Linked DNA regions of Homo sapiens: region 2 is linked to region 1. The links are chromatin loops, found by intact Hi-C in ENCODE. Cell type or tissue: A673. All regions are shown on one strand. Each heading gives the region's core, and the rest is flanking DNA. Links, peaks and the distances in the headings are about the cores only. Region 1 overlaps LRFN5 (leucine rich repeat and fibronectin type III domain containing 5). Region 2 overlaps LRFN5 (leucine rich repeat and fibronectin type III domain containing 5).

Region 1 (17,023 bases), core at 6,356-8,855:
GCATGAGATAAAATCACTGGCAGAGAAGAAGTTTCACCCCGAGTTATGGTATATCCGAACCAAGGAGGCCAAGGATCTCCAAAATGTGCAAATAAACTATGTAAACTCCCTCGAACCTGGTCTTATTGCTTAGTTGCCTTTCCTTCAACTCACCCTGATAACCCCGTGCCATTTTATATTATTATATAAGAAAGGAGAAAAGCCTTCTATGTTTTTGTTTGGTTTTTATCTTTATATCACTTATGTAGAACAGCCAAACAGGCAAGCTCCTTTATAGAGAAAAATCACAGAATTTAAAATCATCACATAATTAACAAGTTGCATTTAAGAGACAAATCAAATATACCTGATTTTAACACACATATGACTTAATCTCTAAACAATAACATAGACACATATCAGTGTTGTCTCCCACAAGTAATTTTGATTAGTGAATCCAGAATATGACCTAGATTATATTATTAGCTACATAATATTGGATCATATTATTATATGGACCACATGCTCTTATTTATGTAGTTGTCAATGTAATTTATCTTACATAGTGAGATACACAGTCTACAAATCACGAAGAACTGTCTTCCAAAACTACACTGAAAAGGTTATTGACATAACCTTTAATTATATACATTACTTTAAGACCAGCCTCCTTAAATCCATAAGGCAGTACAAGTATGGTATGAGAATATTTTCAATGAAGGTGATAAAACATACTGGATAGGAATATAGACTTTAGATTTAAATATGTATATTTGGAATGGAAGCTGTGATTTTTAATAGTTCTTTGACTCTTGATGATTTACTTAGACTCTTGGAACCTATATTTTAAAGGTATTATAATACCTACATAAGAGTGTCATGTTAAATGTTAGTTGGTGTATTATACATATGCACACATCTGTGTGTGTGTGTGGAGGGTTATGTGTGTGCATGGGTGCACATGGTGAAAATCCTAATGCCCTGGTTTTAATCCAAATCTCTGGCTTATGAAAAGAGATTTATGTTTTACATAAAGCAAATCTCTATATTTCAACTTACTTCCACCTGATTTTTAATTCTTTCCACTCATTTTTCCAGACTGCCAATTAAGTTTTGTTTTGGTTAGGATGGGTGGCATGTATTAAATGTGAATTTACACTGGTGTTGATGCTTCATGTGTACATCATCCCAGCTGATTCTCAGTTCACAGCAGATCTCCATATTACATTCTCCTTATGTATTTTATCTCCATCAGATCTCTGCCATTTTGTTCAGTGAAGAATTGGCTGAAAAAATCTCCTCATTCAGACTTTTTATTTTTTGTCACTTCTCACCTTTTTTCACTTCCTTGCTCACCTTTTCTCACTTCCTTGCTGGCTTCCCTCATATCCTCCCTCTTTGTCTTATGCTAACTGGGAATATTTTTTTCATTTCTTCTTTGTCTCTGTTTGCCATAATTGCAAAAAGAACTTTTGTAGGGGAGAGATCTTCCAGGAAATCAGATAGAAAGTGTAGGACAGATCTCCTGACTCCTAGAAAGCATTAATGTTTTCACTTTATATTTATAAATATATTTCACTTATATTCACCATGGAGTTGCTATCCATATGTATGTTTTTGTTTTTGTACTTTTTTCTCCAGGCCACAATTTTTTAATCACATTCCTCTGTGACAGAGAAAATCAAACAAAAAGCAGCAGCAAACTAGTTGGGATGCAATACAGTAAAAAAGTTTTCTCCAAGACATAGCCCTTCAAAAGCTCATAAAAATTAACTTTTCTTTACTTTTTTTGTATTTTATTTAGATTTTGACTACCTATTGAATAGCAGATGACAAGGTTCTAAATATTTGGCTAGTGGAAAGAATGAACAATGGAATATGTAAAGGAACTAGAACTTTAGGACAAAAAGTTACCGTATTGAGTAGTATTTTAATTATCATGCTCCTTCAAGCTTAGCACCAACACAAAGAAACCAATTGAATGCACGGTGGTAGCCAGACTATTTCTAGTTCTAATTTTATTAGTGATAATAGTGTTGGTAGTCATTTACTTATCTAAAAAATCCTGAATAAGTGCTTAAAAATTGGCCTCTCCAGAGGGCACATAAATATGAGTCCCTGTTCTCCAACTATCCACCACCTACTGATGCATGGTATGAATGGAATGTAGGCCATGAAATGTCTTTAGAAGACATCTCTTTGCTCCCTGACTCCTTCCACTGCGTTAGCAGTATCTAATTTGCCAAAATGAGAAGCATTTGAATAGAGGCCATTACTAGTCTTAGGACACATTGAATACTTTTCAATATTTTAAGCCATTTAAAACATTTTTGTGAAATGCATTATTCATACCGAAAAGTGCATAAAACATACATGTGTAGTACAATGAGTAATTATAAAATGACTGCCATGCAGCCTGCTTTTCGGTGTAGAAATTGAACATGCCAGTACCTTCAAATCCTATATGTCCCATGGAAACTACATTCCCTCCAATCACTGGCAAATAAACATAGTGCACACGTTTACGCTAATCACTTAATTTGCATTTAGTTATGATTCCATCACCATTTAAATATGTCCTTGGTTTTGAAATTTATATATAAATAAAATCCAGAGTATTCACTCATTTGTGTCTTTATTTTGTCAACATTATGCTTACAAGCAACATGTTACTGCTGGAGTGGTAGTTATTCATTTCCATTGCTTTGTAGTATTTTCTTGTTCTCTCCAATTTATATTTCTGTTCTACTCTGAGTGGGCAACTTGGTTGTTTCCAGTTTGACATTATCACAAATGACACTGCTGAAAGGAAAACACTTTTTGCATGTCTCCTGAGCACCTGTACAACACCACAGGTCTGTTAGGAAGTCCCTATTTTCATCATCAGAAAAAGCTCTCAGAACAAAATTGTCTTTAAGAAGTAAGTTTACCTCTATGGCATCTTACGTTTCCTAAATGTCAGTCTGCTATTCCTCATTGTGTTAACTTTATGCAGCTTTTTTTTTTTTAAAAAAAGGTTTTTATTAGTATTTCATTCAGCTTAAAGAGGTATCCAAATTATCTAGCCTGGCGTTGTTGAAATAAAAATTATATCGAGTACTATTTTAGTTTTAGTTTTTTACATAGTTGTATTAGTCTGTTTTCATGCTGCTGATAAAGATGTACCCAAGACTGGATAATTTATAAAGAAAAAGAGGTTTAATGGACTCACTGTCCCACATGGCTGGGGAGGCCTCACAATCATGTTGGAAGGCTAAAGGCACATCTTACATGGTGGCAGACAAGAGAGAGCTTGTGCAGGGAAACTCCCCCTTATAAAACCATCAGATCTTGTGAGACGTGTTCACTATCATGAGAACAGCAAGAGAAAGACCCATCCCCATGATTCAGTTATCTCACACTGGGTCCCTCGCATGACACATGGGAATTGTGGGAGCTACAATTCAACATGAGATTTGGGTGGGGACACAGCCAAACCATATCAATAATTGTGACCATGGTGCACATTTTACTTTTAGCTCAATTTTTAATCTAAATATTTTTTATTAGTTTACTATGGCTGTGAAATGAATAAAGACTGAGGGCTTAAAACAGTACACATGTATTATCTCCAGTTGTCATGGAGTAGGAATCTAAACACATCTTAGCTGGGTCTTCTGTTCAAGGCTATGATAAATGTATTGGCCTGGTTGAGTTTTCATTTGGAGGCTTAACTAGGGAAGAACTCACTTCCAAGCTCCTTCAGGTTGTTGGTAAAATTCATTTTCTCACTGCTGTAGAATTATGACAGTTTGATTTTTCAAAGCCAGCAATTAAGAGAGGGAAGCTGCTGTTTGGAGTCTCTAACTTCAGGAAAAATACCTTCCTTCAAACGATTTGCCCAATATGACATCCCTCAAAATAACTGTATTAATCTGTTTTCCTGCTGCTAATAAAGATATACTCCAGATTGGGTAATTTAAAAGGAAAGAGGTTTAATTGACTCACAGTTCCACACGGCTAGGGAGGCCTCATAATCACGGCAGAAAGTAAATGAGGAGCAAAGTCATGTCTTACATGGCAGCAGGCAAGAAAGCATGTGCAGGGGAACTCCCCTTTATAAAACCATCAGGTTTCTTGAGACTTATTCACTATCATGAAAACAGCACTGGGAAAATCCACCCCCAATGGGTCTATCCCACAACACATGGCAATTATTACAATTCAAGGTAATATTTGAGTGGGTGCACAGAGCCAAACCATATCAATAACTCTCTTTTTATTAACTCAAAGTCAAATAATTGGGAGTTGTACATACAATACAAACTGCCTTTTTTTACTGACATTTAATATTGATTAGAAGTTTTAGCTTTTAACTACACTCAATGGAATAAGATTACACAAAAGTGTATACACCAGGGAGTAGCAATAACAGGGACATTTTAGAATTATGCCAACATACATTGTAGCACATGTTTTATTATTATTTTTAACTCTCAAAAATTTTTTATGACTGTCTTATATTACAACCGACCAGGTATATTATAATTCATCTAAATACTAGATTATCAGTACATATTAGGTTGCATATGTCAGTTTTTAAGGTTTGAAAAATTCCAATCATATCTGATAAATATTTAGGCCTTGATATTCTCAGCTAGAAATAAGTGCTTTTAAAAACTAGAAAAAAATGAGAAATGGGGTCTTATTTAAAAATCATCCAATTCTATTTTTAAAATCCTAGGGACAAAAGTAGATACTAGATTTATCTCATTAAAAAAAATGCTTGCATCAATAGCTTTGCCAATTGAAAAATTAAAAATAATCATCAAATCAAAAGTAATTATTATTTTGTGTAATAACAAATAACAGTAAAAACATACTCCCAGATTTAGGCCAGGCACAGTGGCTCATGCCTATAAGCCCAGCAACTTGGGAGGCCAAGGCAGGTAGATTACCTGAGGTCAGGAGTTCAAGACCAGACTGGTCAACATGGCGAAACCCCATCTCTACTAAAAAATTCAAAAATTAGTTGGGCATGGTGGTGGGCACCTGTAATCCCAGCTATTTGGGAGTCTGAGTCAGGATAATTTCTTGAACCCGGGAGGCGGAGGTTGTAGTGAGCTGAGATTTCACCATTGCACTCCATCCTAGGCAACAAGAGCAAAAATCTGTTAAAAAAAAAAAAATCCCAAATTTATACAATAGGATGCTGTCAAGAAATTTCAAATAGCACATACTTATTGTTTGCAAAGCAGCCGTATCTATCCATTATATCCTCCAAGGTTTTCTACTCACAGTATCCTGTTTATTTCAACATCTCTCCCACCCTGATTTAAACCAGAAAGTTACCTTCAAAAATAGATTACCCTAATTAATTTATTATCTCTTATCACAGTCCAACTTTTTTTACTAATTCTAATTAATATTACTCTACCTGCTCTTTTACCCAAGCTAAAGTTGAGGACATTAGCCAACACTTGTACTTACTCCACATATTTAACCAATAACCATGTTGGTAAGCTTTTTTTAATTATTATTTTACATTCTTATAGTTAGGGAATGTGGGCTCAATGGCTTTTTTAAAATAAGAATTTCTTTAGCTGGTTTGAAATAATAATCTCTCCTATCTAAGTTACTATCAAGAAATGCTTCAGAGACTGAATGAACAGTGCCTACCTGCTGATAGATGACAGATGTAGGCTAAATGTGTTTATTCACTTTAATCATCATATAATATTTGTTTTTAGTAATTTTTGTTACAGCTTACAGCTATACCTGTCAAAAACTTCTCAATTAGTAGATAACTTTTATGGCTATGACTAATCACTAATGTGGATGATTTACTATTGAAAGAACCCAAGTTACTTTTAACTTTTTGAAAAATTTACAGAAAAGAGCTACACACAAAAAGTATCTAAAGTATCTATAGACATATAGACTTGAATGCATGCTATGTTTTTTTCTAATCATTTTAGCATATTCATATTTGATGCTTTAATGATTTAAAATCACACTGTAACCAATTGAAATTAGTTTGGCTATAAATAACAGACTTTTCAAAATAGTAGTAGTTTAAACATGTTAGAGAGCAATCCAGGGCTGGAAGAGTAAATTCAAGGCAATTAGGAATGAGTCCTTATCATCCTTGCTCATGACTCTCATCTTCAAGATTACCTTAATGTCCCAGTTTGGTGCTAGGGTTCCACACATTATATTCGAACTGTAATTTGAAAGAAGGCAAACAGCACAGGATAAGTGGTAGATCCCATCTCAGTTATCTCCGTGTAAGCAGCCTGCTGTGAAGTTCTCAACATTTTCGCTTAATATCATTGGAAGGCACAATTTACAAAACAAACATTCTGGGCAATGCAATGGGTAAAAATTAGGTTCTTCTTCTAAAGAAGGGACAAGTGGATATTAGAAACGCAACTAGTACTTTCTCATAAACACATAACATGGGCACATATGTGTGCACACAGATATGCGTATAGATTTGCATACACAAAAGTATATATGATAGTTTATTCTGTTTTTTCACTAAACTTTTGTCTAAATTCCACTTCTTTATGAGTCATAAACATTTCAATGGCTTGATTTAAAATTCACTGAGTTGATGTAGCATTGTTCACCCTAAAATTGGTAATAGGCTGTTTCCACTTTGTTATTGTTCTTGCTTACTACACTGTTGCAGTAATGACGGCTGCTGCAGCTGCTGCTTATGGAGAATCTGTCCTGGGCCAAGAATTTTGTTAAACAGTTTGTATTTACAATGAGTGAATAAAACTGCATCTTGATCCTATTTTCAGGCATAGTGCAGGATTTGAAGGAAACACAAACTCAAATCACAGAAACACAATTAATGCAGAGCTTTTTTAAATTTTTCTTTAGGGGTAGAAGAGCAGAGTGCACTTCCCAAAATACAATAAAATGTACTAAATATTCTTAATGCTCCGTTTTCCTAAGACAGAAGAGAGAGAAAGAGAGAGGAGAAAGAGAGAGAGAGACAGAGAGAGAGAGAGAGAGAGAGAGAGAGAAGGAGAGAGACATTGCGTTCAGTGATATAAAATCTTCCATATGGTGTTAGTTTGTCAAAATATTTCTGTAGGAGTACTGCCGGAACTTTCCACCCACACACATTCTTGGTATTTATACCCTCAGTAAATTCATTTTTTGTCCTTCTGTATGTGGGTATGCCTTTCTTCTCCCATTTTTCATGTTCACAGAGACTCAGCTATTCAATTTGATTTTCTGATAGAGATAACTAGGCTACCTCAATGCCCACAATAATATGAAGAGAAATTATTTCCTGAAGAATTTTCCATATTTCTAGATGCCTGAATTCTGTCATAGAGCATCTCCATACTGATGATCATTCTTTCTGCATTGCTTTACTACTGTGTTTCTTTAATTGCTATGGCAACAGCACAACAGAGCCAATATAACCACAGGGACTACAGTTACAAGAAATGTTAAATACCCTAGGGAAACTGAAATACAGTGGATAGTTTGATATCTCTGTGGCTCAGAGATTCACCTTTCAGAATTTCAAGGAAAAACTGGATAAAGTAATAAATCATTTATTAGATTTGAAACACCAGTTAATAGCATTCAAATTTGTATTATAACCTTTTTTATGTCCTTTCAAGTTGTCATAAATCAACGTGAATTCCAGGAAAGAGGCTGCTATATTGGAAGAAACAGGGGTCATCTACTGTGCTGAGGTAGCAGCATGATGATTTCATTGCATTTCACATTTGTGGCAATGTTCAATGTGTGAGTCTTTCCTAATTCCTGTGACCATTGAAGCCTAATTATCCTGCAATGAGATGCAGTAGAAAGAGAACTGGGGCATTAAATTCAGGTTGGAATCTTAGATACCTAATAATGTTTTCTGGCCTTCACTGAGATTCAGATTCCTCATTAATCAATGATGTAGAACTCAAGATCTTTTTACTCTGATGCTTTCCAAAAGGCACAGATATGTTGAGGCAAACATCTTCAGGTTTGACATTGATAGGGAGCAACAGGGCAATATCACAGCAACAATATACTCTGTAACTGAAAGGTAACAACTCTGCTTATTTATCTGAAGCCACATGCCTACCCACATTTTATATAGAATATTGTTCTTTGCTATACTTTCTTGGGTCCTTTCTCCTCTTCCTCATAATGCACTTTAATTTATCAAGTAGAGGAATTTGGCTATCCTTGTTTTATTGTACCTACAAAAGCAATGCCCTGGGGAATGTACCTTTCACAAACAAAGTGGATAATCAAATTATTTATCTAAATGAATATATTAGTCAATTCTCACACTCCTAATAAAGACATACCCAAGATTGGGTAATTTATAAAGAAAAGAGGTTTAATTGACTCACAGTTTAGCGGGGCTGGAAAGGCCTCAGGGAACTTACAATCATTGTGAAAAGAGAAGCAAACATGTCCTTCTTCACATGGTGGCAGCAAGAAGTGCTGAGCAAAAGGAGAAAAAGCCCCTTATAAAATCAGCAGATCTCATGAGAACTCACTCACTGTCACAAGAATAGCATGAGGGTAACCACCCCTATGATTCAGTTACCCCCCCACCAACTGGGTCCCTCCCATGACACATAGGGATTGTAGGAACTACAAATTGAGATGAGATTTGGGTGGGGAGAAAGTCAAACAATATCAACAAATAGCCATCTACTCCCCAGATTAATTGTACTTATCTCCTGGAGGTACTACTGTTTTAATTAATTGAAGTTTTATATATGAATTATCTCCCTCTTTTCTACCCACATCACTCCCCTTTCCCAGATATTTCCCACTTACTTCTGCACATGCATAGGAAATGCTCATGAACAACAAAAATTCATTTTAGGGAACCATTGCCACCTGCGCCAGCTGACTCAACTCCAAACTCCTGCTGTTCCAGCACTGTAGGGAATCTTCACAGCCTCTTAGCACTAGCCTTTTCTAGGCTGCTTTTTCTCCCCAAACAATTTTCTGCAAGAAAGAACACATTTACCTTCACAGTTCCTAGTAGTATTTACTGGTAGGATCCATGGGTTCCCAATATCACATAGAGTCTCTGTAGGGAGATTTCTGAGTAGGCAAGATAGGTGACAACTCAAGCTATACCAATTAAAGAATACTGAGATTTCTTTACATACAGAAATCACTCTCTCTTGTATGAGGTGGAATTTATACACTTAAAAGAAAACTTAGCATTCTGCATTAAAATATTTGGGTGACTTCAGTCATGTTTTCACTTACCAAAGAAAAATGAATGACTATAGTTAAGTGTGTCATTTTGGTTGCCTTCCAAGTTGTTCTGATGTCTTTACTGTGTGAAAGAAAATAGAGTCTTTAGGATCCCAAACTCACAATGCCAAAGGGAAAGTTAAGGTTGGAAACTGAGTCATGTAATACTGTCTTCCTTCTGTTCCCCAAAAGAGAGTTGTTATTTCACAACACTGTGTCCTGACTTCTTACATAAATCAGGTTCCCACTATAGGCCACGTATTTAACCAGCTGGCCTCCCTCACAAATTGCTCATGAGGAAATTCCCTGTAAGCTCCTAAATCTTTCAGGATACATATATAACCTGAAAGATACATATGTATACATGTAAGGGAGATATCCCCCTCTGTAACCTAGCACTAAATCCAAGTTCTGTTTAATCTCACCCCGACTATGTCAATTACTAGCTTATCTTCACAGGTGCAGGACAAGAGCAGACCAGAAATCATTTCTCCACCTACCCAGAGAAGAATGCGTAATATAATTGTTCTCTATTCTATTTGTTCATGTTTCCTATATTTTATGTAAAATGTAGATACACTGAGCACCAGAGGAATGCGTAATTGTCTTTTTCTTTCTTTTTTTTTTTTTTTTTTTTTGAGACGGAGTGTCGCTCTGTCGCCCAGGCTGGAGTGCAGTGGTGCCATCTCAGCTCACTGCAAGCTCCGCCTCCCGGGTTCACGCCCTTCTCCTGCCTCAGCCTCCCGAGTAGCTGGGACTACAGGTGCCCACCACCATGCCTGGCTTTTTTTTTTTTTTTTCTTTTTCTTGTATTTTTAGTAGAGATGGGGTTTCTCCGTGTTAGCCAGGATGGTCTCAATCTCCTGACCTCGTGATCCACCCGCCTTGGCCTCCCAAAGTGTTGGGATTACAGGCGTGAGCCACTGTGCCCAGCCAGTTGTCTTTTTCTTTTACTCCCTTTCACCTGTAAAATATAGGTTTACTGAGCACTAATCAGAGTCTCACAAGAATGTGACCATTTGCCTTACTACCTACCTGCCCTCTCTTTCATCCTTCCTGCTTGCTCTTTCTCCTTTAAATACTGAAGTTTCCAAAACCCTCTTGGGAAAAGTGTACAATACAGATGCTCCTATGCCTTGTGTTTTTACCCGCAGCATCCTCAAACTTTGGCTAAATAAACCTCTATCAATTGAGACACTTGTTGAAATCACTTTTTGGTTAACAGCCACAATAATCTGCTAGCACCTTTAAAATGTAATTTAATTGTAAAGAGAGACAAAGAAAATAAACGAGTAAATGACATGATGAATGTAAAGTATCATTGTTTACAATGTGAGAATTAAAAATCCTTTATATGAAAGTGCTACATAATCAGAAAAACACAATATAAATAATATTTACCACTAGCAATCTAACATACTAGGAAGAACATGGCTTTGGGAAATAGATGTCTCTCTCTCTCTTAAAACTGCCTTTTGTTTACTTTCTATACGACTGTGAGAATATCGCTTACATTTCCTAAATTCAGTTTTATCATATACAATGAGAATAAATTAACTATATGCAGTTGTGCAATATAGTTGCACAAGCTCAGCAGCTGCAGGCGCCTGAGTACCTGGGATTACGGGTGCAGAATACTATGCCCTGCTAATAAATTTTCAAAATGACATAAAACATCTTTTTATGCAGGCTTCACCTCAGTTTTAGAAAGCAATGAGTATCTGGAATATTGCATATCTACAAGTTAGAGAAGGCACAAGTTAGAGAAGGCATGATCATGACAAATTTTGTTTCCTCATCTATAAAATAAAGAAATTACTACTTATTTTGTGTTTACCTATCTTCAATAAATGATAATTATTATTTTTAAAATTATTTGTTTTGTGTAAGTAATTGGTGTCTTATCTGTAGCTAATTTATGTAAATAATGTTTATGTAAATTTATTTCATGGTAAAAATACATGTGTGTGTGTATATATATACACACGCACATGTTGAGAACAAAAATTACAGGATACTATATTAAGAACTCAGAAACCCATTAGGACTATGCAAATTTAAATATCAAAGTATAATAAGTCAACATTTTCATAGTTGGCCATCTATTTTGTTTATATACCCGTTTTACACAGATCCTAACTCTCTAAGTTTGGTAGATTCCTGCAATGCACTTTGTGTATGTTGCAGTTGCTAAACACATCTTCCCGAAAATATTAATGAAAGGATAAATAAATTGATGCATGGGTGAATTTTAAGAATTTATTACATTCAATGTACTTAGCCATATTACTAGTGACTGTTATAATCAAATCCCAAAATGTAATTGTTCCAGGTTATATATATATCATATTTTGAGGCCTGAATTTTAGAGGCTCAATAATAATATTATTAGTATGTATTTTAACGGAGAATGCAGTTAAAATGTTAGCATTTATAGTCTCTCTAGAAAAAAAGTTAGACAGAAAACCTAAAATATTTGAAATAAAACTATTAAAGGCATTTCAGTTTCTAAGCTATATTATAAAATATCCTTCACAATACTGTAGCCGTTTAACACATCCTGCAAAAACTCATCAATATCAACAGACATTAACATTTGTCCCCAGACATTAGTTGAGACAAAGGGGCAGTAATTGAATTAATAGCATTCTACTGAATGATGGCAAAGTAGCTATGGAGGAGCCCAATAGCTTTCCTTTAACTCAACATATAAATTGCTACCATATTGGTTTCTGCAGAGAATAGGCTTTAGTCTCAGTTGGTTGTAAAAATCTAAATTTGCTTTTATATTCCATCCTGGTTCCCAAATAAGTACTGATACTCTTGAGCATATGTTATGTAATAGCCGTGACAGAAAGATGGATGTAGTAATGGAAAATCATTTTTCAGTTTGTGTGTAATAGACTCTTCTTTGAACAGAATTTGCTTCAAATAACATATAATAAAGAGATACGTAAATATTATCTAAATGCATCACTATTTGCCGAGTTACAGTTCCACTCAAATATTTAACAAAAACCTGTCTGTGTTGCTTACATTTAACTATTTGGAGAAATAGACAGATCGTGCTTGAAATGGCTTTACTTAACTAGATTAAAAACATAGATAGTATGTTTTATATTTATGAATTTTTAAATTATTAATTCCAGAAAAGCATGAAAGCCATTCTGACTTTCCATTTACATTGATTTTTTAAAAGTGGTTATGTGTTAATATAATAAATATGTCAAGGATCAGTTTGTGAACTTGTAGGAAATGAAAACTATGCTTCTTTACATGAGATCTTACCTCGTATTTTTAAATAAACTTTGAAATCTTCATCTTGTCCAAATAACTTGGGAAAAATCATTAATCACAATTTATATGATTTTTTTTTCATTACTTAGAGGTCTCACACAGAAAATAGACTTTAGGGAGTAGTCCAGATTTTATTGTACACTTACTCTTACTTTCTAAATTACCGTATCTGTATATATGTTGCCTGATGATAAAAAGTAAATCAAGCTATGAAATAGGAAATATAATTTAAGTTGCAATAGGGTCACCTCTTTGAACATATATGACAAAGTTAAGAAGATTTATGTTCCTAAAATATGATTAAGTTTTGATTAACTACAGATAAAGTGCCCTTTTATATATTATTCTTCCTTTGGAGCAAATATTTAGAAACATAATGAAAAATCACTATTTCCTTTTTTAAAAAAAATTAATCACCTACTCACAATTACTAAAAAGTGGCAAGAATAGCATGAAGAATTTCCGTATACCCTTTACCCGGATTCCCAAATACTCACAAATACCACATTTTCTTTCCTCATCTTCTCCTTGTCTTCCTTCTTTCTATTTTTCTCTCTTTCTATATATGTGTATTTATATTGTTATATATAAAATTATATATTACATGTTTAAATTGTATACATAACTGATATGCTATATATTTATATTATGATAGATATGTGGACATATAGATCTCCACCTTGATCTGGAATTACTTTTATGAGAGGATTTTGATTTTGAATTCAGTTTCCTTAACAAATGTGATATTGTTTATATTTTCTATGTATCTTCTTGTCTATACATTTTCTTCTATTAGTAGTTTGGTAATTTGCATTTTTCAATGAATTTGTCCATTTCATCTAAGTTATTGTGTATATGTATTGGCATGACAGGGGATTTTGTATTTTTTTATTCTTCTCATTGGCAATTTTTGGTTTCTCTCATTTTTTCTTAATTATCTTGCAGGGATCAATTTTTCCTTTTTTTTTTTTTTTTTTTTTTTTTTAACAGAGTCTCACTCTGTTGCCCAGGCTGGAGTGCAGTGGCAAGATCTAATGTCGGCTCACTGCAAGCTCTGCCTCCTGGGTTCGCGTCAGTCTCCTGCCTCAGCATCCCCAGTAGCTGGGACTACAGGCACCCACCATCACGCCGGGATAATTTTTTGTATTTTTAGTAGAGATGGGGTTTCACCGTATTAGCCAGGATGGTCTCGATCTCCTGACCTCGTGATCTGCCCGCCTTGGCCTCCCAAAGTGCTGGGATTACAGGTGTGAGCCACCGCGCCCGGCCCTCAATCTTTTCTAAAAAACAGCTTTTGACTTTATGTATTATTTCTATTTTTTGATCTGATTTCTATTTTATAAATTTCTGCTCATTTTAATAGTCTCATTTCTTCTATTTACTCTCTTTTGTATTTATTTTCTAGCTTCTTAGGTATCAAGCTTAGATAACTGATTTTAAACCATGTTTTCTTTCTAATAATATATTTAGTCTGAATCACCATAACAATTCAAATACACTATTTTTTATACCATAAATTGTTATACTTTAATTTCAATTAAATTAATTTCATTTAATTAATTACTTTAATTTTAATTTCATTTCAATTTAATAGTCTTGCTAAAGTTCCATGAGAATCTGGAAAGAATGTGTATTCTCTATTTATTGAAGTTGCATTTTATAATTATAAATTAGGTCAGGTTGGTTGATAGTGCTGTGTAAATCTTTTATAGCTACTGCTCTCTCTTTTTTGTCAGCTTATTATATCAATTAATAGTGAAAGAGAAGAGTTCGTATCTCCAATTGTAACTGTGGATTTAAAAAAAATTCCCTTTTTCCTATCGTGTCATTTCATGTGTTTTGAAGATCTTCTGCTGAGTCCATGTGCATTCAGTGTTTTCGTGGTTTCTTGATGAATTGATCCTTTTTCTCTATAAAATGCCCATATTTATCTCTCATATACTGTTTGCCTTTTTCTAATTTATAGCCACATCAACTTTTTATGTTCAGTGTTTTAATGACATATCTTTTTCAGCCTTTTACTTTTAGTTGTTCATATCTTTATTTTCAACGTGTATTTTTCTAAATGCTTCATGGATGGCCTGGTTATTTTAGGCAGGATAAAAACCTTTGCCTTTAACTCTTACATCCCATTCGTGTTTGAAGTTTTTGCTGTAGTTTAGGATTAAGTCTACTACCTTGGCAGTGATTTTCTATTTTCCCAGTGGGTTCATTATTTCTCTTTTCCTTCTATACTGGTGAACTGCTGTTGTTATATCTTGCACAGAATATCTGAGATAAATTTTTCTTAGATTTTGCCTAGCTGTGAATACCTTTTTATGCATTTTGAAGAATACTTTTATTAGATATAAAATTCTAGAGTATAGGATTTTTTCTTTTCTTTATAAATTTTAAATATATTATTTCATTTTCTTTTGACCTTAATTATGATGAGAATTCAGTTGTAAATTATAGTTATTCTCCATATATGCAATATCTTTTTCTCTGCCTCTTTTAATAAATCTTTATCTTTATATTTAGTTTTCAGCCATTTGTTCTTTTGTGTCTAGGTGTTTATCTGCTGCATTGGTCTTTTTATATTATCAATATCATCAACTCTGGAATCTTTTCAGATATTTTTACTTCTACTATTTATTCTGCCCCATTCTCCCTTTCTTTCTGAGAGGGATTAAAATTATGATAATATTAATCATTCAAATACTTTTCCCTCAGATCTAATACTTTTTGTTCTGTTCTTTCAGGCTTTTAAAATCTGAATTTAGTTTTTTTCTATTGATTTGTCTTCAATTACATTTATACTTTCTTCTGCTGTGCCCAATCTTCTGTTACAAAGATATTGTTATATTTTAGATCATATACATTTAAAAATTGTTTTTCACATCTCTGCTAAAATTACCCATCAAATCATGCATGATGTCCATCTTTTCCTGCAGATACGTTAGAATTTTTATTATAGTAATTTTATGCTCCCTGTGGTAATTGTAATATCTGGGGTGTCTCTGGATCTGCTTCTATTAATCACTTCCTTTTTAATGTTCATCACTTTTTCTTGCTTCTTCAAGTTTTTATGTGAATTCTTACATGTTTGGGAATTTCCTATTTAGTAAGACCTGAGATCTGTGCCCTGTGGTGGTTTTGGAGCTCTATTTCTATTTTACAGATGAATCTTTTGATTTCCAAATTTCTGGAGGTCTCACCACCCTGCTTTACAGCTCTGGGGCCAGATTTGTTGGTGGCCTAGGAGAATTTATTGATCTCAAATCTCACCCCTAGCATTTTTTTTTCTTTTGGCTGCACCTACCCCACAGTCTACGAAGGTGGAAATATCCTCTAGGAAGCTCTAGGAAGGATTTTTCAGCTGCCAAATGTCACCCTACGCATTTTGTGGTTAAAATCACAGGTATCTGTATGGAAATGAAGGGGACTGAGCTCTCCCTCCCCTCTGTCAGTCCTGATAACTGAAATCCCTGAGGGACTGTATTTTTCTTCTAGTTCCTCTGCATCTTTCCCATTCTTTCCAAGCTGAAAAGCAAGGTTGCCTGAAGTATTTCTTTCAATTTTCCTTTCCTTCCTCAATTTTTTTCTCGTCTGAAAATAAGGTGTATCTGAGAGAAGTGATCTCTACCCTCTTTCTATTCCCATATTTTTAAGATAATATTCCTGTTACTCAATGAAGGTATGAGAATGACATAGGTGTTAATATTTTCTCACTGCTGCTATTGGGGCTCTTGTGGATTCTATTTTGTTATGTTGAACCACAAATGCATTCTTAGAAGTTTGGTAAAATATAGGCAGGATTCGTTTTATCCCAAGTTATGTCAGATAGATACGATGTCCTAGTTTCTTTTTTGTTGGTGGGGGAAGTAGAGCAACAGCTATGTATTTCCTCTTTTTTTTTTTTTTTTTTTTGAGATGGATTCTCGTTCTGTCACCCAGGCTGGAGTGTAATGGCGCGATCTCTGCTTACTGCAATCTCCACCTCCCGGGTTTACGCCATTCTCCTGCCTCAGCCTCCCCAGTAACTGGGACTACAGTTGCACGCCACCACAGCCGGCTAATTTTTGTATTTTTAGTAGAGACGGGGTTTCACCGTATTGGCCAGGATGGTCTCGAACTCCTGACCACGTAATCTGTCCCCCCGACCCTGGCTTCCCAAAGTGCTGGGATTACAGGCTTGAGTCACCACCCCCCGCCATTTCCCCCCTTTTATCAAGGACTGCCACCTCTGGAAGTTAGATTCTTTAAGTTTCTTTGTATTCCAAAGATTATAATGTTACTATTTTTAAAAATATGATTTATAGCTTATCCAGCTTATTTTGTTTGTTTAGGGTGACAGTGATGGTTTCTTATTACTTTCTATATTTATTCCAGAAATACTATTTATAAACACATTAAAATGCAATAAAATATTGCATACATATCTACAGATGTATCATTTCTGTTGTTCTTTAGCCATTTATAAAGTTTCAAGTTTCTTCCATCATATATAATTTTCCTTCAGCCTAAAGACACTATCCTT
Region 2 (17,023 bases), core at 5,085-7,584, 57 kb before region 1:
TAGCATTTCTCATCCTCTAAGATGACTACAATAAAAAAGACAGACAATAACAAGTGTTAGTGAGCATGTCGAGAAATTAGGATTCTCATATATTGCTGATGGGAGTGTAAAATATTGAAGCTACTTTGGATAACAGTTGGTAGTTTCCCAAACTCTTAAATATATGACTAGATATGACCCAGCAATCCTTGCCTTGGGTATACATACTCAAGAGAGGTGAAAACATATATCCACATAAATACTTGTACACAACTGTTTATAGCAGCATAATTCATAATAGCCCAAAAATGGAAACAACCCAGGGAACTATCAACTGATAAATCCATAAATAAACATGGTATATACACAGTGAACTATTGTTTATTAATAAAAAGGAATAAAGTAATGATATGTACTACAAAGTGCATGAATCTTCATCACACTAATGAAAGGAGCCAGTCAGAGAGACTCCATATTATAAGATTCCATTGGTATGAAATGTCCAGAATAGAAAAATCTACAGAGAAAGAAGAACTAGTGCTTACTTAGGACTTGGGTCAGGTGGGAAGGCTTGGGAGAAGTAGGGAGTGAGTGCTGATGGACTGGGGGTTTCATTTTTGGCGTGATGAAAATGTTCAACAATCGATTGTGGTGGTTATTGTACAACTACATTAACACACTAGAACCCTTTGAATTATATACTTTAAAAGGGTACATTGTATGGTTATTGATTTATATTTCAATAAATCTATTTAAAATAATTACAGAAATAAATATGGAGTATAAGATAATTCAAAGTAATTCTTTATAGCATAACATCTTTTAAAAAGTCAGCACAAAGCGTGAAAAGTTATTCTGGTGAATATGGAATATCTACTATCTAGGACATTACACAGAAGGTAACCTTATTATAAACTAATTAAATACTCTGAACCAATTTTTCATTTAACAGAAATTAAACTGAGTTATTACCTTACACAAATCCATATGTACTTGTATATATTCCAAAATGATATCAGAGAAATAATACATAGATTGTTTTAAAACAAAATGATCAAAACAGGTCTTCATTTTTTACAGAATTTGGATTTATTATATATTAAAATGATTTTTAACTAGGAATTTCTATGAGTTTTTTTTAAAGACTAGCATCTTAATAATATTATAATTTTAGCTCCCTTATTTCCTGGGAATTGTGATAAACTAATCAGAACAGAGCTCCTTTGTTTTAAGACATTCATTTTTAATTTCTTAGTACCTTCTGGGGGTACTGATTCCTTAGTACCTTCTTAGTATACTTGGGCAACGATGGACAAAGATTATTCTCAATTATATATACAAAGGCACACAGAAAACTTGCAGTTTTATTTTTGTAACTTCAGCCACATGTCAGAAGTAGAAATAAATATATATATATAAATTATTGAGTCAACATTCAAAAAGATCTGTTTGAAAGAGATTGTAATTAAAATTTTGTATTTTTCTTTGCTTGAACAAAATGATTTTAATACAATAAAATTTGTTAAATAAAATTGATGATGAAAAATAAAATTGATGATGAAACAATGTTTTAAATGATTGCCTTCTGAGCAATATTTTATTTAGTATAGACCAAAATTATTTCAGGAGAGAACAAGGCAGTGTAAGTAATGATGGAAAGTTTCATGAAGAAACTTAGATTGTGCTAGATCCAGGAATGGGGTGGTGATTTGAAGAAGTCATCACGTTCCAGACTAGAGAAAAGACACACACAGGTAGCTTTCAACTGAGGAAAATAAGTAAAAGATGCTAACTGCATAGAAAATATAGGTTGAAAGTGATGAGAAATAGATAGGAAAGTTGTTTCCCACCCTTTGAAGTGGCTGTATTCCTAATACTGATTATGCAGAGATAATTTGAAGATGACTGTGAATACTAAACTACATTTGTTAATAGTCCACTCAAATCTGTTTTCAACTAACTACAGAGAACAATTACATTAACAATTTCATCCCTTTGATTTTTCTTTTTATTACAGTTTAAGTTCTGGGATGCATGTGCAGAGGGTACAGGCTTGTCACATAGGTATACATGTGCCATGATGATATGCTACACCCATCAACCCACCATCTACATTAGGTATTTCTCCTAATGGTATCCTTCCCCTTTCCCCCAACCCCCTGTGGCCCTGGTGTGTGATGTTCCCCTCCCTGTGCCCATATGTTCTCATTGTTCAACTCCCACTTATGAGTGAGAACAAATGGTGTTTAGTTTTCTGTTCCTGTGTTAGTTTGCTGAGAACAATGGTTTCCAGCTTCATCCATGTCCCTACAAAGGACATGAACTCACTCTTTTTTATGGCTGCATAGTATTCCATGGTGTATATGTGCCACATTTTCTTATCCATCTATCATTGATGGACATTTAAGTTGGTTCCAAGTCCTTGCTATTGTGAATAGTGCCACAATAAACATATGTGTGCGTGTGTCTTTACAGTAGAATGATTTATAAAACCTTGGCTATATACCCAGTAATGGGATGGCTGGGTCAAATGATATTTCTAGTTCTAGATCCTTGAGGAATCGCTACACTGTCTTCCACAATGGTTGAACTAATTTACATCCCCACCAACAGTGTAAAAGCATTCCTATTTCTCCACAACCTCTCCAGCGTCTGTTGCTTCCTGACTTTTTAATCTAATTGTGGTTTTGATTTGCATTTCTCTAATGACCAGTGATGATGAGCTTTTTTTCATATATTTGCTGGCCACATAAATGTCTTCTTCTGAAAAGTGTCTGTTCATATCCTTTGCCCGCTTTTTGATGGGGCTGTTTGTTTTTTTCTTGTAAATGTGTTTAAGTTCCTTGAGATTCTGCATATTAGCCCTTTGTCAGATGGACAGATTGCAAAATTTTTCTTCCATTCTGTAGATTGCCTGTTCACTCTGATGATAGTTTCTTTTGCTGTGCAGAAGCTCTTCAGTTCTTTAGATCCCATTTGTCAATTTTGGCTTTTGTTGCAATTGCTTTTGGTATTTTAGTCATGAATTCTTTGCTTATGCCTATGTCCTGAATGGTATTGGATTTAGAAAGCCAATGTTTAGAGCAACTTTTCTAATCCTTTCTTATTATGACCTTATTATTCTGGTCTTAAAGGGGCTACACTTCACTATAAAAGGTCTTTTTTACTGGCAATCAATAAATACTAATTGAACAATAGGTTTAATTAAGGTTTAATTAGGAAGGCAGGTGCTTTGATTCCTGTGTACCCTATTTACAAAGATTTACTGGTAGTACCCAGTTTTCTCCTTAATTTCTTGACATAGAGAGTTTGAATTTATTTCTTAAATCATATTCTGTAGAAAGAAGCATCAATTTATTTTATTAATAAACTGTTGGCCTTATTTCTTGAGTATTAGTTCTGGCCTGGCCTTGTTAGGTTAAGAGAATCTTTGTCTTCTTGGGCCTGTCTTGACAATTCGTGCTTCTAATTACTGCTCCCCCCACTTTGTATTTTGTCACAACTAACCTACAGAAATGCCATATTCAGTCAACATCAAAACATGTCTTTTTCATTGTTGGGTATATGTTAGACAAATGGACAAATTGGACGGCATCTTTAGTGTTGGGTGGTGGGTGGTGAATCTAATAGTTGGGACACTTACTGTGAAACACTTCTGAGACGGAATAACATTTAAGCTTTGGTATGAAGAAAGAGAAAGAGTATTGCTGGTTAAGAGAGGGCAGAAGAGCATTTTAGATTAGAAGAACAGCATGGAAAAACATCCATCGAAAAAAGCATGGATGGCACTTGAAGAACTAAAAAAAAGTCTATTCCAATAATAACAAAGTAGTCTACAGATGTCCATTATATCCAGTTGATTAATAGTGTTGTTGAGTTCAACTAGGTCCTTACTGATTTTCTGCCTTCTGGATCTGTTTATTTCTGATAAACAGGTGTTGAAGTCTCCAACTATAATAATGAATTAATATATTTCTTCTTGCCATCCTATCAGTTTTTGTTTCTGCAAAACAGATGCTCTGTTTTCAGGTACATGCATGTTAATAATTGTTATATTTTTCATGGAGAATTTGCCCTTTATTATTGTGTAATGCCCCTCTTTATATGTAATTAATATCCTTGGTCTGAAGTTTACTCTTTGAAATCAATATAGCTACTCTTGCTTTCTTTGGATTAGTACTAACATGATGTATGGATCTCCACTTATTTACTTTTAATCTTCACCTGGTTTTGTATTTAAAGTGGGTTTCTTGTCTAGATGCGGTGGCTCACTGGAATCTATAATCACAGTGCTTTGGGAAGTTGAGGCAGGAAGATCACTTGAAATAAGGAGTTTGAGAGCGGTTGGGCAACATAGGGAGACCTCATCTCTACTAAAAATAAAAATACTTAGCCAGGTGTGGCGGTGCATGCCTGTGGCCCCAGCTACTCTGGAGGCTGAGGTGGGAGGATCCCTTGAATGCAAGAGATCAAAGCTGCACTCCAGCCTGAGTGCCACTGAGTGCCACTGCACTCCAGCCTGGGTGACAGAGTGAGACCTTGTCTCATAAATAAAAATAAATATAAATAAATAAATAAATAAATAAAATGAAGTGGATGTCTTGTAGACAACACGTAATTGGATCTTGTTTCTTGATCCACTTTGTTAATTTCTGTTTTCTAATGGTTACATGTAGATCATTGATGTCCAGTGTGAGTATTGTTATAGTTGGATTAATATCTATCATATTTGTTAGTGTTTTCTATTTGTTGCCCTTATTATACTCTTTTAATTTCATTTTTTAGAGTTTTCTCTAGAGTGTGCGATATACTTTTACAACTACTCCAAGATGTTGTAGTGTTTCACAGAACACTGTACCAACTTCACAAGTAGTGTGAGTTTTATATTTCTATTTTATACCCCCTTCTCTTTTCCCTTCCTCCGTCTCCCCCATGTTCCTATTCTTCCTCCCCTCCCTTCCCTCTATTTTCTCTCCCTTGTGAGTTTTTTATAATGACAAAATAATTCTAATTCTTCTCTCCTGTTCCTTACATCATTGCTGTCATTCATTTCACACACATATATATATGCATAGATTATTGAACAGATTTTTGCTATTATTATTTTTAAAAGTTATCTGTTAGATCAATTAAGAACAAGAAAAATTAAAATTTTTATTTTATCTTCTGTTTTATTTCCTTCTTTATGGAGAGGTGCATTTCTGGCCTTTATTATTTTCTTTCTCTCTAAAGAATTTATTTTTAACATTTCTTTTATGGAAAGTCTACTGGCAACAAATTTCCTCAATGTTTGTTTGTCTGAGGGAGTCCTTATTTCTGCTTCATTTTTGAAGGATAATTTCATAGAGTACAGTATTCTATGTTTTTTTCTTTCTCTGTCAACACTATACATATTTCTCTTTAATTTCTTCTTGCTTGCATGTTTTCTGAGAAGCTAAATGTAATTTCTTATCTTTCCTCTTCTAGAGGTAAGATGTTTTTTATCCTCTGGTATTTTCCAAACTTTGTCTCTTTATTCTGTAGCTTGAAAATGATACACCTAAGTATGGTGTTTTTGACATATGTACTGCTTGGTTTTTTCTGAGCTTCCTGGATCTGTGATTTGGTGTCTAAACATAATTTGGGAAAAATCTCAGTGATTGTGGTTTCAAATATTTACTATCTTTCTTTCTCTTTTTTATTCTTTTTCTAGAATTCCTGTGACACACATGTTATACCATTTGTAATTATTTCTCAGTTTGGGGTTGTTTTGTTCTTTTTAAAAGTATTATTTTTGTCTAAGCTTTTTAATGTGGGAAGTTTTTTTTTTTTTTTTTTGAGATAGCCTCAAGCTCAGATTCTTTCCTCCGCTGTGTCCAGTCTATGGGTAAGCCCATGAAGGTAATTCTTTATTTCTGTTACAATGTTTTGAATCTCTAGCATTTATGTTTGTTTCTTTATTAAAATTTTTATATCTCTGCTTACATTGTCTCTGTTCTTGCATGTTGCCTGTCCATTAGAGCTCTGAGCATCTTAATCATAGTTGTTTTAATTTCCCAGCCTGAGAATTCCAACATACCTGACAATTGAGTCGCATTCTGCTGCTTGCTCTGTCTCTTCATAGGTATTTTTTTTTCTTCCCTTTTAGTTAGCTTTGTACTTTGTACTTGATAACTGGACATGATGTGCTAGGTAAATAGAAATGCTATGAATAGACTGTTAGTGACATGGTGGCAATGGATAGGAGTGGAGAAGCCTTCTATAATCCTAGGAGTAGAACTGTATTTTACGAGCTTGTACCTCTGAACTGAGAGCTTCTCACATGCTTCTTAGTTCACTTCTGCCACTCTATAAGACAGGATGACTAGAGGGGTCCACAGTTGGGTATTTCTCTTCCTCCAGGTCACTTAGACTCTGATGAAACTTAGAGGTTAGGATTTGGCTAAATTCCTTCTTCTGAGAGAAGACCTTATTAGAAGAGCCAGATGCTCTGACACATTTCAAAATGTTTATTTTCATCTTTCTCCTGCTGGAAGCACCAAGAGTTTTCTCTAGTGTTTACTATGAGAACCTAGATAAACTCCGGGGGGTAAAATACAAAAGGGTAAGGGCCCCTGATGACTAGGTTCCTTTGGAGTTTTTAACTCTCAAACTTCATGCTGAGCCTCCAGCAATTTATCAGTCATAACTGAGGTTTTCCTATATAGATAGTGGTTCCTTCTGAGGTTTGTGGGCTTGGTTTCTGCTCTAGCAAGCTGTGATTCTCTGCATCCCATCATGAAACCAGAAATTCAATGACATTTTGATTCTAAATCCTTTTCTATGACTTAATGTATTTTAATGTATTTCCTCTATGTATTTTGGAATATTCACATATACTTTATTTTATTTCCTTTAATTCTGGAAATGTTAAATTATTACTTATATACTTATTTTCTATTTCAAAAAATCATGCTAACTGCATGTTAATTATCTGGGTCTTAGCCTTTTCCTTTTTTATTCTTCCCTTCCTGTTTAGCATTCATTGCCATTTCATTCTATTTCCTGGATAAATACTTAACTGTATCTTCAACTCTTCTTTTAATTTCATCTATTGTAATTCATGGTACTATTTTTTCCAGTTTGCTTTTTATATATATTTCAATTTTTGATTTGTGAATCAATTTAAACAGGGAACAAAATTCTTAATTACCTTGGCTTTTAATGGGGGACTAAAATATCTCACTGTTTTATATAGAGACCATTAACCAAACTTTATTTATGTTTAATAACTAAATATATCATTTACATATATATATCATATACATATGATATACACACACACAAACACACACACACACATACACATCCCATTTACATTCCTTCCCTTCAAGTGATATATGCCATCACATTTCCAATATTTCTTAAGTAGTATGTGGGCTAATTGGCTATATTCTTGTGATCTTTCAAGTTTGTTGTGGCTACTTCTCTTGTTTCAATTGTAACTAATGTGTTGGAATAGCTACTGTTATCTCTCCAAATATTTTTGTCTTTTTGTGTTGATTCTTTGTTTCATCTCTTTACCATAATTTAAAAAATAGATTTGTGGGCACACTGCAGTTTTGTTACATGGATATATTGCAAAGTGGTGAAGTCTGGTCTTTTAGTGTATCTATCACCTGAATAGTGTACATTGTACTCAGTAGATAATTTCTCATCCCTCATGCCCCTCCTAAACCTCCTATATTTTTAAGTGTACAGTATCTATTATTCCACTCTGTATGTCCATGAGCACACATTATTTAGCTCCAACTTTTAAGTGAGAATATGTGGTACTTGGCTGTGTTTTTGAGTTATTTTACTTAAGATAATAGCCTCCAGTTCTGTCCATATTGCTGCAAAAGGCAAGGTTTTATTCTTTTGTATATCCATATAGTATTCCATAGTATAAATGCATCACATTTTAATCGAATTATCCATTGGTGGACACTTAGTTTGACTTTGCTATAGTAAATAGTGCTGTGATAAACATACCAGTGCAGGTGTCACTTTTATATGATTATTGATTTTCCCTTGGGTAGATATCCAGTAGTGGGATTGTTGGATCAAATGGTAGTTCCATTTTTAGCTGTTTGAGAAATCTTTGTATTCTTTTCCTTAGAGGTTATACTAAATTGTATAACCAATAATGTATAAGTGTTCCCTTTACATTCATATTAACATCTATTGATTTTGATTTTTTAATAACCATTCTGATTCACGAAAGATGTTATCTCATTGTGGTTTTAATTTGCATTTCTCCGATGACTAGTGTATTAGTTCATTCTTGCATTGCTATAAAGAAATACCTGAGACTGGATAATTTTTATAGAAAATAGGTTTAATTGGTCACAGTTCTGCAGACTGTCCAGGAAGCATGGCATCATCTTCTGGGGAGGTCTCAGGGAGCTTTTACTCATGGCAGAAGGCAAAGTGAGAGCAGGCATCTCATGGCCAGAGCAGGAGAAAGAGAGAGAGAGAGGTGAGATTCCACACACTTTTAAACAACCAGATCTCATGAGAACTCATTATGGTCACTAGAGTGCCAAGAACGATGGTGTTAAACCAGGAGAGATAGCCTTCATGATCCAATCACCTTCCACCAGGCCCCTCCTCCAAGATTAGGAATTACAATTCTACATGAGGTTTGGGTGGAGACACATATCTGAAACATATCAACTACTGATGTTGAGCCTTTTTTCATATGTTCACTGACCACCTGTATGTTATTGAAAAATGTCCACTTTTTGATAGGGTTATTTGTTTTTTTTTTTATTTTTCATGCTGATTTCTTTGGCATTCTTTTAGATGCTGGAAATTAGTCCTTTGTTGAATGCATAGTTTCCAAATATGTTCTCCCATTCTGTAGGTTGTCTGATACTGTTGATTGTGTGTTTTGCTATGCAGAAGATTTTTAGTTTAACTAAGACCCATTTGTCTATTTTTGTTTTTGTTGCATTTGCTTTTGAGGTCTTAGTCATAAATTATTTTCGTAGGCCAAATCCCAGAGTTTTTTTTCTAGGTTTTCTTCTAGAATTTTTATAGTTTCAGGTCTTATATTTAAATATTTAATCTATCTTGAATTAAATTTTAAATATGGTGAGAGATATGGATCCAGTTTTATTCTTCTGCATGTGGCTATCCTATTATTCTAGCACCATTTATCAAATAGATTCCCATTTCCATGGTGTATTTGTATTGACTTTATTGATAACCAGTTAGTTGTAGATATTGGCTTCATTTCTGAGTTCCTTATTCTGTTCTATTGATCCATGTGTCTATTTTTATACCAGTACCATACTGTTTTGGTTACTGTAGTCTATAGTATAATTTGAAGTTAGGTAACATCATGCCCCCAGCTTTGCTCTTTTTGCTTAGAATTGCTTTGGCTATTTAGGCTCTTTTTTATTTCCTTGTGAATTTTAGTTTTCTGTTTGTTTGTTTTTAATTCTGTGAGCATTCATATTGGTCATTTCAGAGTAATTTCATTGGATCTGTAGATTGCTTTGGTTAGCATATTCATCTTAACAATACTGATTCTTCCATTCCATGATCATGGAATGCTTTTTGACTTGTTTGTATCATCTACAATTTCCTTCAAGCATTTTATAGTTTTAATTGTACAGATCTTCACCTCCTGGGTTAAATATATCCTGAGATATTTTATTTTTTGTAGCTATTATAAATGGAGCAGAGTTATTGATTTAGTTCTCAGTTTGATTGTCATTGGTGTATAGACATGCTACTGAATTTTGTATGTTGCTTTGCATTATAGAACTTAATTAAGTCAATTTTCAAATGTCAAAGTCTTTGAGAAGAATCTTCAGGGTTTTCAAGGTATACAATTATATCATGAATAAATAGAGACAAATTGAGTTCCTCCTTTCCAATTTGGATATTTTTAATTTTTTTCTTGCCTGATTGTTCTTGCTAGGTTTTCCAGTACAATGTATAATAGAAGTATGAAAGTGGGCATCTTTGTCTTATTCCAGTTCTTAGAGGGAAAGCTTTCAACTTTTCCCTGTTCAGTATGATATTGGCTGTGGTTTGTTAGACATGGCTCTTATTATTCTGAAGTATGTTTCTTCCATTCCTAGTTTGTTGAAAGTTTTTTAAATTTTATTTAATTTTATTATTTTTTTAATCAGGAAGGAGTGCTAAATCTAACTGAATACTTTCTTTGCATCTATTGAAATGATTATATGATGCTTGTTTTTAATTATGTTTATGGGTTGAATCACATTTATTGATTTGCATATATTGAATTATCCTGCAATAAAACCTACTTGATTATAATATAATAACTTTTTGATGTGCTGTTGGATTTGGTTTTCTAGTATTCTGTTCAGAATTTTTGTGCCTGTGTTCATCAGGGATACCAGCCTGTAGTATTTTATTTTTGTTGTGTCATTGCCTGGCTTTAATATCAAGATGATATGAGCTTTGTAGAATGGGGTATGGAGGATTTCCTCTTTTTTGATTTTTTTGAAACAGTTTCAGTAGGATTTGTACCAGTTGGTTGTACATCTATAGAAATTGGCTGTGAATCCATCTGTTCCTGGGCGTGGGGTGGGGGAGGGATTTTTTTTTTTAATTGGGGTGGGGGGAGATTTGTTTTTTAATTACTGTTTCCATCTTACTACTCATTATTTGTCTACTCAAGTTTTCTATTTCTTTCTGGTTCAGTCCTGGGAGGTTGGATGTTTCCAGGAATTTATCAAATTCCTCTAGGTTTTCTTGTTTGTGCATGTAGAAATGCTCATAGCAGTCTCTGATGATCTTTTTTGTTTCTGTTGTATAAGTTGTAATGTCTTGTTTTTCAACTTTGATTGTGCTTATTTGAATCTTCTCCCTTTTTTTCTTGGTTAATCTAGCAAGCATCCTAGCAAATTTGTTTATCTTTTTAAGTAACATACTTATCATTTTGTTGATTATTTGTATTTTTCATCTCAATTTTATTGAATTTTTCTCTGTTCTTTGTTATATCTTTTCTTCCGCAAATTTTGGGCTTGTTATGTTCTTATTTTTCTATTTCCTTGAGGTGTAATGTGAACTTGTTGTCTTGTGATCTTTTCTATCCTTTCAATGTAGGCATTTATTACTATAAACTCTTAGCACTGTTTTTGCCATACCCCAAAGGTTTTGGTTGTGTTTCTATTTTCATTTGTTTCAGTTTTTAAAATTTTCTTCTTAATTTTGTCATTGACCCAAAGATCATTCAAGAGCAGGTTGTTTAATTTCTAAGTGTTTTTGTAGTTTTGATTGTTTCTCTTGGTATTGATTTCTAAGTATTATTCCACTGTGGTTGAAGAAGATAGTTGATATGATTTTTATTTTGTAAAATGTGTTGATACTTGTTTTTGGCTGAATATATGGTCTATTTTGGAAAATGTTCTATATGCTGATGAGAAAAATGTATATTCTGTTGTTGGGAACAATGTTCTGTAAATGTCTGTTAGGTTCATTTGGTCTAGCATCCAATTTAAGTACTCTGTTTCCTTGTTAGTTTTTTGCCTTGACGGTCTCTCTAGTGCATCAGTGGGGTGTTGAAGTCCACCACTATTATTGTGTTGCTCTCCATATATTTTATTAGGTCTAGTAACATTTCTTTATGAATCCAGGTGCTCTGGTATTGGTTGCATATATATTTAGGGTTGTTTTTTTTTTTTTTTGCTGCATTGATCTCTTTCTCATTATATAATTATCTTCTGTGTCTTGTTTTAATGTTGTTGATTTAAAGTCTGTTTTGTCTATTATCAGTGTAGCTACTCCTGCTCACTTTTGGTTCCCATATGTATGATATATTTTTTTCCACCCGAGTCTATAAGTGTCATTACTAGTTATGCGGGCTTCTTGTAAGCAGCATATGGTTGAATCTTTTTTAAAAAAAAATCCATTCTGCTCATCTATAGTGTAGGATTTAGCCCATTTGTGATCAAGGTTAATATTTATATGTGACTTATTGTTTCTGTCATAATGTTAAGTGTTACCTAGTTGTTTTGTACTGTATACGTGTATGTGCTATATAAGACCTGTGAGTTTTCTACTTTCATTTTTTTTTATGACAGTGACTATTAACCTTCCGTTTCCATGTTTAGACGTCCTTTGATCATTTATTGTAGGGCTGATCTAGCGGTGATGAATTCCCTTAGCATTCGCTTGTTTGGAAGACTATTTATCCTCCATTTATGAAGCTTAGTTTAGAAGGATACAAAATTCTTGGCTTATCTATATCTATATCTATATTTGATTTTAAAGGACTGAAAATAGGATCCTAATTTCTTCAGATTTGTAAGGTTTCTGCAGAGAAGTGCACTGTTAGTCTTTTGGGATTTATTTTATAGGTAATTACATCCTCATGTGTTGCTGGTTCAGGACTTTTTCTTTCACATTCAGTTTAGAAAGCCTGATGACTATGTGCCTTGGTGAAGTTTGTCTTGCAATGTATTTTTCAGTAGGTTTTTGAGTTTCTTGTATCTTGATATTTAAATCTCTGGCAGCACTAGTGAATTTTTCTTCAGTTATTCCCTCAAATAGGAAATATTTGAGGAAAATCTCAAATAGGTTTTCCAGACATTTTACTTTTTCTTCTTCTCTCTCAGAAATACCCATGACTCATAGTTTTGAACACTTTACATGATTCTTTCTCAAAGACTTTGTTCATTTTTAAAAATTATCTTTTCCTTATTTTATCTAACTGAATTAATTCAAAAGACCTGTCTTTAAGTTCTGAAATAATTTATTTTATTTGGTCTAGGCTATTATTAAAGCTTTCAACTGTATTTTGTAATTCCTTCAATGAATGTTTTATTTCCAGAAACTCTGTTCATTTTTTTAAGTCATTTTAGTAAATTTTTCATTTATATATTGAATTGTTTTTTCTGATTTCTTTGTGTTGGTTTTCAACTTTCTCTCTGATCTAATTGAGTTCCCTTACAAGCCGTAGTTTGAATTATTTATTTGGCATTTCAGAATTTCCATTTCTGATAGAATTCATTGTTAGAGAGCTGTTATGGTTATTTAGAGGTGTTGTAACATCTTGTTTTGTCACACTGCCAGAATTATTACACTGTGTTTTATCATCTGGAGAAGCTATCACTTGTTAGGTTTGAATTTACTTTTGGTCAGTTGGTTCCTCTTCCCTCCCAAAGGGTGTGTAGGTTGTATATTACCATTTAGCTTTTATTCCAGGTGCTTTCAGGGTGCTGAGGCTCATTATGAGTTCCTTGGTTGTAGAAGCTTTTGTATAGTGACCTTCTCAAATCTCAGTTGTAGTAGTGATGCACTGGTTGTATGAGCAGACTGACTACCTTCCACAAGACTGAGATTGCGGAGCTCAGGAAGCTTATCTTACACCCAGTGCTGTGCACTTTTGTTAGCAGGTTTTTTATTGGGTTATGTAGTTCTACCTCCAGGCCAGTAGGTGGTGTTTATGGGTAAAAGCTGTAGCAGAAGCAAATCGGTATACTGTTCCATCTTTGTTTATGAGAAGGACCTCTCTGTTGTCTCAGGCAGTGGGGTGTTCTGTGGAATGCATGCCTGATGCCCTGAGTTTCCTTCTTAGCCTTGGAGAGAGGGACAAAGCTGCTCTCAGATGTCATAATTACTAGCACTGCCCCTTATGGAAGTGGGAGATGGAACCTGTGGTGAAATGCACTGTGGTCTCTGCAAGGGGAGAGGGGACTGCACTAGCTCCAAGTCCCGGGCAAGCAAAAACAATGTCCACCTCCCTATCATATCCCTGTCCTGGGATTCCTGACTCTCTGTTCAGAGAGATATTGTCGTTTATTTCCATGCTGCACCGTAGTTAATGGCTGTGGAAAATGCTTAGCCACAGCTATCTGCTGCAATGGCCTCTGGGCAGAAGTTCTTTTGTTAGCCCAGAACAGATAGCTCTGCAGCTCACCTATTCCCTGTTGCAGGAACTCTGCCGCTCCATGTAGAAAGGGGGAAGGACCGTGCCCTCTGTTCAAGCCCTGGCCCAATGGGCACACTGCCACTGTGGGTCCTGTCACCCTTAATAGACCTGGAATGGCCATCCACAGACGCTTTTGCGCCAAGCCCCTGGGAGAGGAACCCTAGAGGGTTGGGAGGGGGAGAAGTCCCCCTCTCCATGTTTATGTGAAAGTGCTGGTACTGCCTGGCTGCTGGGACAGAACCACACTCCTCCCTTTCAGAGCCCAGAGCGATGCTCATGTCTCTGCTGGAAGGAGAACAGTCACCTTCAGCTCACATTCAGGGAGCTCTTGGTACGGGAGAACATGCATTCTGGATTTTGGTTTCCTTTGTCCCGAGGGGCATTCTCTTGGAATGCTGCACTCACTCTCTTTCCCCAAGAACTGTCTGCCTTGAGGTTCAGACTACCAGTAATTATGCAGCTCCCTTGGCTCTCGTTGGCCCTTTGTGGCCGCTGTAGTCTGAGCAGTTGTTGGTGTATATTTCCAGGGATCAAGGGATATGAATACATTAGGGCTGAGATTTCCTGGGCATGACAGTGGTCCATAATGGATGCATACTCAGTATAGTGCCTGCCACCTCAGCCTTGGTTTGGGGGGAGGGTGAGTTACCCTTTGCCAGCTGGCAGCTCAGTGCAATGCCCTCAAGAAGCTCTCAAATCGCCACCCACACCAGTGCTTGGGTTTATGAGGGCAGAGGAGCCCTCCAGCAGTTTGGAAACCAGCAGCCTGCTGCAGGGATTTGGTGAACTAACAATAACTCCACCTACCTTTTCCATAGGACTTCAAGTTCTTCAGTGTTCCTTCTCTGCTTTCTTCTTTCTCAGCACCCCATTTTCTTCCTGTGAGTCTTCTGTTAGGCTCCAGCATTCTACTTTCAACATTTAGTTCAAGTTGTGATGTTCATCTATAACGTTGATTATTCTTTCTGAGAACTGGCCTCAGATAGGTCTAGTCATCAATCTTGAAATGATCTCACTGCCATCATTTTAAAAGGATTTTGTGAGGTGGAGTGTGGAGAGAGGAAATTCTCTTGAGAAGTCACACTAACTCACTTATAGTTTACAACTCTTCAGAGGTTGCTCATTACATTATGAAGATTATGTAGATACTTTAAAAGTGACTTTCTGCTTTTTAAACTAGCCTTGTACCATACTTTCCTTACACATGAAGTTCCAATCATGGTTAACTTCCTTTAGCTCTTCAAATGTCATCTATGCCTTTCTTATATTTCATCCTTTCTCATGCTGTACTTTTAATTTGAAATGATCTTCTTTTCTCCATTAATACTCTGTCTTCATTCTTATCAAATTTTAGATGTCATTTCGTCTGAAAAGTCATTTACCATAACTATCTCAGCTGTTAGTTTCACCACCTACCTAGGGATATTATAGAAAATGCCCAGTCTCTCTGTTGGTCCAATATATACTCAATAATAACTAAGAAATGTTTCGATGTTGAATATATATGTCATTATTGTAGGTTTATTCTTGTCACATAAATCATAAAGCAGTGTGGATTATTGACTAGAAGCATGAAACCAGAGGCCAGATTGCTTGGGTTTGAATACCAGCTCTGCCAGTGCCTACTCACATGCCTCTGGACATGTTATTTAAATAAATATATAAGTATCTTCATCTATAATATGGGAAAATAATATATATGATATGTTGTAAGAATTGTGTAAATGTTGTTTTAATAAGTAATTATTTTGATTCACAAAATAAGTAATTATTTTGATTCACAAAATAAGTAATTATTTTGATTCACAAAATAAGTAATTATTTTGATTCACAAAATAAGTAATTATTTTGATTCACATTGAGTAAAACAGATCAAAACAATCCAACTTTGCAAAGGTAATTTTCCATCATCTCATAAGTAACTTCAGAAATATGAATTAACCTTACCTAATTCAAAAATCTGAAATTACAACACATATAATTAGAACAAATTACCTATACCTGAAGGATAGAAATTAATTAAGATTAATATCAAGTGAATTAGTGTTGAGTGGCATATACTTTGTTTCCTTTCACAGTCATGAAGCTGAGGGTCATTTAGAGCTTTCTTTTTTATATCAACCTACTGGCACTTTACAAAACATAAAAGCATAGCTATTAAAATGTAAGCTTATGATGGCAATTGCATTTCTCAGCTGCTTAAAAAGATCTGTACATTTATTTCTAATTTTCAAGAAGAAGTAAATTATAGGCAATGCTGGAATATAAATTTGAATGCATAAGAATAAAGATAGAATCATATTTCAAAAGTTATTGCTTCAATTACTTTGAAAAATATATATTTGGTAAGTATATATTTTTATTTGCTAGAGGAAATATCAAGCCACATACACTGAAAAATAATCGAGGCAAAATGTATCAAAGGAAAATTTTTTAAAAATGAAAAAAATGAATGGCACATTCATTAGCCATTCCCTGAAATTCTGGGCACCATCTGATATTAATTTTTCCTTGACATAAATTCCAAAAACTATGAAAACAAAACCATAGACCTGCTACTCGTTAACCAATTAAAGCAAAATTAATTATATTTGAATAAGATTACTATATCTTTCCAAACTTAAAATTTAGAACCATTTGTTTTAACAATTTTTTATTTGTTTATAATTGCCTGAAATACCAACACATTTCATTGCTTATATGTTTCTAAATTTGGGAACTAGTTCTCATTTACATCTTTCTGTTCTCCTACTTTATTTTAGCAGTAAAAAGAAATGTAACATACATGATCTTCCTTGCCAGTTGCCTTGATTATGTGCTTTTATTCTCAAAAGTTTCAACTATTACCCTTCAAATTTGCACTTGCTTCAAGGTTGTCCTTAATGTTGAGCATTTGGTTCATGTCACAAGGGGACTATATCTGTTCACAGTAAAAATAAGTATGTATTGTTATATCATGAAACTGAAGTAAGTTAAAGGGAAATAGGTCAGCTTTTTTCAGCTTTTTCTAGTCATAAACTTTATGTCAGTAGAACAGACTGTACGTTTTAGATTTTAGATTTGAAGAAAACCTTTCAAACTCAAAATAGTTTCTTTCATTTATTATCTAAATACAACTTCTTCTTAAGT

The links. Peaks named below come from ENCODE experiments on the same cell type or tissue, not always from the same donor. Only the 100,000 strongest peaks of a DNase experiment are listed, where the experiment ranks them.
Region 2: a loop joins it to region 1, with 2.3 times the contacts of the local background. A loop is called at or near these places in 1 of 110 quality-filtered maps.

What each region holds. Positions count from the first base shown.
Region 1 is chr14:41,866,454-41,883,476 of GRCh38, forward strand. All of the region lies in intron 2 of LRFN5 (leucine rich repeat and fibronectin type III domain containing 5), which reads left to right. Among named protein-coding and RNA genes, the nearest start is that of LRFN5, 270 kb to the left of the region's middle. In A673, for the core only: no CTCF peak of the experiment used is centred there; DNase peaks (open chromatin) are centred at 6,668, 7,088 and 7,388; H3K4me3 peaks cover 1,529 bases; H3K27ac peaks cover 2,500 bases.
Region 2 is chr14:41,811,221-41,828,243 of GRCh38, forward strand. All of the region lies in intron 2 of LRFN5 (leucine rich repeat and fibronectin type III domain containing 5), which reads left to right. Among named protein-coding and RNA genes, the nearest start is that of LRFN5, 210 kb to the left of the region's middle. In A673, for the core only: no CTCF peak of the experiment used is centred there; DNase peaks (open chromatin) are centred at 6,591 and 6,921; H3K27ac peaks cover 2,017 bases.